Regions from separate parts of the Homo sapiens genome. Here all the other regions are linked to region 3. A link is a loop called in an ENCODE intact Hi-C map of the cell type or tissue named here. Cell type or tissue: dorsolateral prefrontal cortex. All regions are shown on one strand.

Region 1 (2,500 bases), 760 kb before region 3:
AATAGAACAATTTTGGTACCCAGAAGGCTCCGTGGTACCTCCTCACAATCAGTTACCAACCACCTCCCACCCCTGACCAAAGATAGTCTATCAGAATTCAGAAGTCTTTTATCATCAGAATTGATTTTTTCATGTTATTGAACTTCATACAAACGGAAGTAATTGGTACATGTTCTATTGTGTTTGTTTTCTTTAGCTCATAATTATGTTTATGAGAAATATCCATGTTGTTGCTATGTAATATTCCATTGTCTCAATTGTGAAAATTAATGATGTGACTTGGGGTTATTACAGTCATACCCAACTAGATGGGAGTTAAGGACCATGGGGAAAAAGCACTCAGGTCACAAAGCTCCTGCTCCAGGAACTGTCTGGCAAGCCAGGCTGCAGAAATAACTTGCTATATCTTAAAACCCATTTTACCTAGTAACTGCTTCCATGTAACTGCTACCTTCCATGCCTCAAAGATTAGTTTACCTTCCACCAAGATTAGTTTTACCTACCACCATCACTCAACAATTACAGCTTGCCAAAGCTGGAAGAACTTGTCTAGGCCAATGAACTTTCTTTCAAAACATTTTACAAAACTTTTCTCTTAACCAATAAAACCCCAATCTTTTCTTTTGTTCTGTGGACACCCTGAAGACCAGCCAGGTCTGTGTGTATGCACCAAATTACAATTTGGTTTTTGCGTATATTTCCAAAGAAAACCTTTCTTTGCATTTGCATTTCTTTGCATTGTTAGACCCAACTTAACAAATGCTTTCATCCTGGCACATAAGCCTTATCCACAACTCATCATAGGTTTGCAGGAGCACACTTCATATAAAAGCCACTTAATGTGGAGATCTTAAGCTTCCCCTCATTGAAATAATCACGTGCTTCTTTTATCATCACAGTTTAAAAGGCAGGACAGATGTGCCTCTCTCGCCAAGACCATGTTCCCAAACAGTAATGATGGTAAACTAGTTTTATTTTTAATTTAATATTTTTAAGAACGGGAATTTCCAGTAGTTGTTAAATCATTATCTGTTTAAGAAGAATGTGAACTTGAAATAATTGAGGTGGAACAAGTCCTTAAAGAATCTCATTATGACTCATATATGAGGGTAATAAGGAAGTTAAAATGCTCATAATATTTGTAGAAAAAAGTTTGGTGACTATGTGTAAAATAATGAAACTGTACTCAAGTGAGAATGGTTGGTACTACATGAAATTAATCAGATTAACAATATTGGGAAAGGAGTTTAACAGCTAAAAAGAGATTTGAGTTTATATTGTTAAACTGCACACGCATTTTTTTAAATTTGTGCAAGAAAAATATGAAAAATACATTGTTTGAATTAACTTAATTAACAAAAAGTGGCCTAAAAAGTAGACTAATAGAGAAATTTTCCCAAGGATTAAAGAATAACCTCAAATGGGAGAGCTGTATTTAAAAGTGAGACATACCAGTTATAGACTAGACCAGCAGAGGGAGCTCAATATATTTAGCCAGTAAAGACATTGAAGACAGTTAAGATTCTTGTTAAGCAGACACATATGGAAGAGGATAATTACGTAGTTTTATTTTAAATATGAATTCTCAGACATAAATATATTCATTAATGATTACAGATAATTTGAGATTCCATCCTCTCAATTTTAATTGACTGCCTTAGTTGAATTCAATTATTCGTATTATAAGAACAGAAGTCAGCCTGTGCGACAGACTCCGTCTCAAAAAAAAAAAGAACAGAAGTAAACTATATTCAGCGTAAGAAGTGTGAATAAGTTTAAAAAATACATTAACACATATATTAGCATTTTTACTGAATTAAAAAAATACAGCAATAGAATAATGAGATAAAGTTTTGTTGTAGAGTCGTGATAGTGGACCCTGTGAATAAAATACAACAACTTAACCAAGTGGGAGCAAAACATTTTATGATTCTTATGATAGAAATATACTAACAAGTTCTAATTTTCTTTGTGCCTATATAGATGAACATCAAAATCACAGCTATTTTAGCTGATACCATTAAAAATTAATAAATATTGAATCTGATCATTTTAATGGAAATGATATATGTTTAGAAATTTGGAAGAATAAAAAGAAAAATACCAAGGTGGACATGATTAGGTTTGTAATACTTAACTTCTGGGATATTTGAACAATGTTCATTGACACTGCTTGAGACTGTGAAGAAGTGAGTGATAGATGCTCAAAGTGATTTCAAAAGGAATACATAATGATGGAGTATGTAGGTAAGGAAAGGCTTGCATGCTGAAGGAGAGAAATAAAACTTATGGTGAGAGTGTGTTTGCAATATCCTGCAAGCTTTTGCAGAATGCTATTCTATAAAGTCTGGCTAAATTGTTAAGGTAAGAAATTTAACTGGTGTAGCCATCTTATAGATTGTGTTATAACAGTTTTAGTGGTAGACTGATGAATTATGTCATAAAAAAGGCACTTTCAGAAAACTGGCAATCTTTAAGTCTTAATGGGAAGGAAATCTGC
Region 2 (2,500 bases), 1.1 Mb before region 3:
TAGTGCCAGCTACTTAGGAGGCTAAGGTGAGAGGATTACTCGAGTGCCAGAGGTTGAGGCTGCAGTGAACTGAGATTGCACCACTGCTCTCCAGCCTGGGCAACAGAGTGAGATCCTGTCAAAAAAAAAAAAAAGAGAGAAATTGAAAAATTGAAATACAAAATGCTGGCCCCTCAGTAGAAAAATCAACATTTTGTTTTTAGAACTATTTTCAAGGGGTTATTGGGAGGGTGCCATAGGGCCATAGCCCTTCCCTTCTAGGCTGTAATTCTCCAACACGGGTGTCAGTTATTGAGTGGCTGGCAGCATAACAGGGAATCTTCCAGAAAGTTGGTGACTGATAAATATTGTCTGAATTAATGAGGATTTAACTCATTCTTTCTCAGTAATTCTCCTGCAATTCTCAGCTTGGTCAAACACCCCCTCTTCCAGACGTCCCTTGTTAGTCCAGATCCTTGTGACCACAGCAGTCAACCACAAAGTCACTGTGGTGGGAGAATTCTGACATAACTAGGAGTGCCTGGAAGAGGCAGAGGTTGATAGATGGTAACTTCCAGAAACCATACCACCAACTTCTCCATCTTCCAGTTAAGTAATTTGAAATAAATTTTTGAAAATGGGATGACTTCAGTATCCTGTTTGTATTTTCATAAAGAAGCACATCAAAGTATCTCATGCAAAATAATAATGATAGGATAATCCTTGGAATTTTAAACCATTTTGTCCAAAGAGTAGGGTTTTTTTTTAAGATTTCTCTAGAGAAATTCAATATTTAAAAAACATTGTTCAGCACATATGCTTGTTGAACAATCAGCAAAATAAAATAATATGTTGTCCACATTCAAAGCATTTTTGAAAGTTGTAGATAAGTATTTTTTAAATATTGCCATTGTTTTAAAAAATATTTGTTGATGTCCTGGTTCTTAGGGAGATATGCACTTAGCATATGAGTGTTCATGAATTTTAGTGTCATTATTGTTATTGCTATTATTACTGGTATTCTCATCTTTAATACTCTGCATTCCTCACCCTTCTACTTCTTACCATTATCCTTTTAGGTCCAATTGCAATCTTCCGTGGCTTGCTCCAAGCCTGGGTTTGGACTCATGCTGCTCCCTACACCCCCAAGTCCAGCAAGGGTTTTCTGTTGGAATTTACTTCCAGAAACCAAGTTTAAATCTTTTTCATCACTTCCTCTAACCAGTAGCTAAATGGGATCAGCAAAACTAACCCAACAGCCACTCTGCACACACTTTAACCTCCAATGAAGTTATGGCAGCTGGGTCTCCAGCATTGTGTCTAAGAGAGTCATGGGGGGAAGATGAAGAGAAGATGGGAAGAACGAAGTAGGTAGAAAGTTGATAAAGTTATGAAAGAAAGCAGAGTAAAGGTGGGCAAATGAATATGAGAAGGGATCTGTTCCCTACTGAAACTTAGGTCAGTGGTGGAGAAAAATATATGGAAAGGTGCAAGGGCCTAGTGAAGTAAACATGAGCACAGTCTCTTTTCTCCTAAGAGTCTTTCAGTTTTCCTTTCATTACATATTTTTCTTTTTGAAAATGACATCTCAGAAAATTGTCTTTTTTTTTTTCCCACGATGTCCTTGTTAGGTCTCTAGGATATGATACTAATATAAGAAAACCTATATAGTAAGATGTATTATGAGACCAAAGAAACCTAGTGGGTTATGTATTTCCTTTTGACTATTAGCTGTTGTGGCTGCACTCTGTGATGAAAATAGATCACATTGTGGAAAACACAGGATCATGGCAATATTAAAATGTTGCCTTTTTTTTTTTTTTGAGATAAAGTCTTGCTCTTGTCGCCCAGGCTGGAGTGCAGTGGTGCGATCTAGGCTCACTGCCACCTCTGCCTCCCAGATTCAAGTAATTCTCCTGTCTCAGCTTCCCGAGTAGCTGGGATTACAAGTGCCTGCCACAATGCCTGGCTAATTTTTCCATTTTTAGTGGAGATGGGGTTTCACCACGTTGGCCATGCTGGTCCTGAACTCCTGACCTCAGGTGTTCCGCCCCCCTTGGCCTCCCAAAGTGCTGGGATTACAGGCATGAGTCACCGCGCCCAGCCTGTTTTTAAAAATGTTGTTGATGTCCTGGATTCTTATGGAGATAAGCACTTAGCATATGAGTGTTCATGGGGTAAAGTATATTTGCTCTTAGTGCCTGTATTCGCTTGCTAGGGCTGCCTTAACAAGATACTACAGATTGGATGGGTTAAACAATGGTAAATTTTTGTGTCGGAGGTCCAGAGTCTGGATGTCTGAGACGAAGGTGTCGGCAAGGTTGGTTCCTTCTGAAGATTTTGGAGAATCTTCCATGCCTTTCTCCTAGCTTCTGGTGGTTTGCCCACAATCTTTGGCTTGTAGAAGCATCACCCCATGTCTGCCTTCATCTTCATATGGCATTCTCCCTGCATGTGTGTCTGTGTCCACATTTCCACTTTTTGTAATAACACTGGGCATATTGAAAGAGGGGCCTACTCT
Region 3 (2,500 bases):
CCTAAATAAATTTATCGCCCATACCTGATTTCTACTAAATAGTTCCATATGCACTTATCTCTTCCCTCTCCAAAGTTCTGTCCTTAATGAATTGTTACATTTAATTTGTCTGCTTTATCTCACTGATTTTATTTTAAATCTTGAAGGTATTACTTATATCTGCTACTTCCTTTTACCCTTCCATCACTCCTATGACAGTGCTGAATACACAATACAGAGTTCATTTATTTTCCCTTCCTTGCTGTTTCCCTTAGGATGAAAGAATAGTTAGTGTAGGAAAAATCACTATTTTGCTTTGAAAGAATAGTTAGTGTAGGAAAAATCATTATTTTGCTTTCAGACAAGAAATTGTGACACAGCAAATTTAAGCTGTTCGGCTATATTGAGTTAATCCCAGATATTAGTACGAGATGTTTATAAAAGTATGAGGGAAATGCATAATTTTTTAAAAATAAAATTGATCCTAAAGTAAAATTTAAGTTAGCAAAAGAAAATGATGTGCTAAATAGAGTGAAGAACTGAAGACAATATCTAAAATGACTAGAACTGACTTAAAAATCTGTTGGCGAAATATGGCTGACAAAAGTAGTATATAAAAGGGATAAAATTTTTAAAATACCAATTTTTAAAAACTACTAGTTTTGTCTTTTGGTATGGATTGCTAAATTCAAATACAATGACCTCTGTGCTTTTGGTATGGATTGCTAAATTCAAATACAATGACCTCTGTGCAAGACCTTCCTTCATTTCTTCTTCTACAGCTTCCTCATTTCTTAGTACTAACTCTAAGATAATTTATCACACTTCATAGTTAATCTGATCCTAGCTTTTGCAACCCTATTGATCTAGAAAGTAGATTTGACTGACCTGGCTGGGCAAAAAATTCACATTTCACTATTAAACTCTACTTAGACCTTCAGAAGTTGCAAATACGTACCTACCCAGATAGAGATGGGAACTATATCCAAATAGCTACATCAACATTAGAGAATCTCCATTAGTATTTATGCTTTTATTATTTATGTGGATGTCAGCTCCCCACAAGATGGTAAATTTCTTGAGTATGGGGTCATGTTTATTTATATCTGTGTGTTCAGTATATCACATAGTTTCATAACATGTTTTCTGTAGAAGCACAGGTTCTTAAGTAAGTCATACTTAAGTTAAAACTGTAATTCTGCTTGCTGGTCATATTACTTTGAGCTATCTAATTAACCCTCTTTTGCCTTAAAATTCATTCTGAATAAATGAGCAAAATAAAAACATCTATTTTCTTGGCTTACTGTGAGGATTAAAAGTGGTCATACATACAAAACACTGATACATCATGAAATCCAACAAAAGTCAGTGACTAATACTATTGTTATTTTTTTGTTGCTGAAATACAATAGAGAAATAGACAATTGTACTTAGTAAGAAAATTATTACATGATTTTAATAATTACTAGTTAAAAATAAATAAAATACAGAAGTAATGTCAGCAAGATGGCCGAATAGGATGTCCCCAGTTCACATCTCCCTTGACAAACAACAATCTGGCAGCCGTCCATGCATGAAAGTGTCTTTGTGAGAGCTTTGAGATCCTAGTAAGAGGTTGTGAAACCCTAGTCAAGCCCAAGAGTGAGGAGAGCCATTTTGAGAAGGCAGGGATCCACTGCTAAGATTGTTCAACATGGTCCCAGCTGCAGACTGAAAGCAACCCCATCTCTGTATAGTCTTGGACCCTGCCTCATTTGGAACGGTTCTGTGAGAAGCCCCATATGCCATACCTGTTCATGCCCCTGGTAGCAAGCCAACCAACCTTGAACCTGATGGCAGATCCTAAAGTAGCCCTGTGACCCAGCACCAGCCCTACTCTACCATGGAAGAGAATCAGTCCTGCAAATCAGGGGCCCAGCAATCCTAGTCTGTGGCCCCAGAACCAGGCCTGTTAACCTTGGTCCTGACTATGGACTCTGAAGCCGCCCTATGACTTGGTTCCAGCCATGCTTCACTGGGGTCCAAATACAGTCTTGCTCAACCATGGAACCAAGAGAAAACATGCCTGTTAGAATCAGTGCTAAGAGGCCCCACCAGCCTTAAACCCAACGGCAGACTCTGAAGCAGCCCTGTGACCCAGTTCCAGCTTCTCTAACATGGTTCCAGGGGAAGTTCTGCTTACCCACAGACTTGCCCAGGGAGGGACCTAGTGGGACCTTCTTAGGGATCCAGCAGGAGTCACATCCATCTCTGCCCCTAACACTGAGCCCACCATCTGTAAACTTGGCTGCAGACCTGGAAGAGACCTCATGACATGGCACAAGTCCTGCTCCACTGTGTTCCTGGAAGCAATTCAATTCTCCAGGTGATCCAGTAGGAACCATGCTAACCTGAGCCCTTGTAAAAGGCCTGGCAACAGTGGACCTCGCTACAGCCACATTACTTGGCTCCAGTACCACTCTACTGCAATCCAGAGGCAGTCCCATATATCCAGGGACCCAGGAGGATAAGGCTGAATCCA

What was found. Hi-C counts contacts between places; a loop is a spot of excess contacts. Peaks named below come from ENCODE experiments on the same cell type or tissue, not always from the same donor. Only the 100,000 strongest peaks of a DNase experiment are listed, where the experiment ranks them.
Region 1: a loop joins it to region 3, with 3 times the contacts of the local background. A loop is called at or near these places in 51 of 110 quality-filtered maps.
Region 2: it touches region 3 in a loop (4-fold over the local background); 27 of 110 quality-filtered maps call a loop at or near these places.

The regions. Positions count from the first base shown.
Region 1 is chr4:174,762,836-174,765,335 of GRCh38, forward strand. All of the region lies in intron 3 of GLRA3 (glycine receptor alpha 3), which reads right to left. Among named protein-coding and RNA genes, the nearest start is that of GLRA3, 65 kb to the right of the region's middle. In dorsolateral prefrontal cortex, CTCF peaks have their summits at 1,477 (motif pointing right) and 1,677; no DNase peak of the experiment used is centred here.
Region 2 is chr4:174,373,534-174,376,033 of GRCh38, forward strand. The region is part of intron 2 of LOC105377547 (a long non-coding RNA gene); the gene reads left to right. Among named protein-coding and RNA genes, the nearest start is that of MIR4276, 49 kb to the right of the region's middle. RefSeq lists an enhancer at 1,814-2,372. In dorsolateral prefrontal cortex, no CTCF peak of the experiment used is centred here; no DNase peak of the experiment used is centred here.
Region 3 is chr4:175,519,658-175,522,157 of GRCh38, forward strand. No RefSeq gene overlaps it. Among named protein-coding and RNA genes, the nearest start is that of GPM6A-DT, 270 kb to the right of the region's middle. In dorsolateral prefrontal cortex, no CTCF peak of the experiment used is centred here; a DNase peak (open chromatin) is centred at 1,555.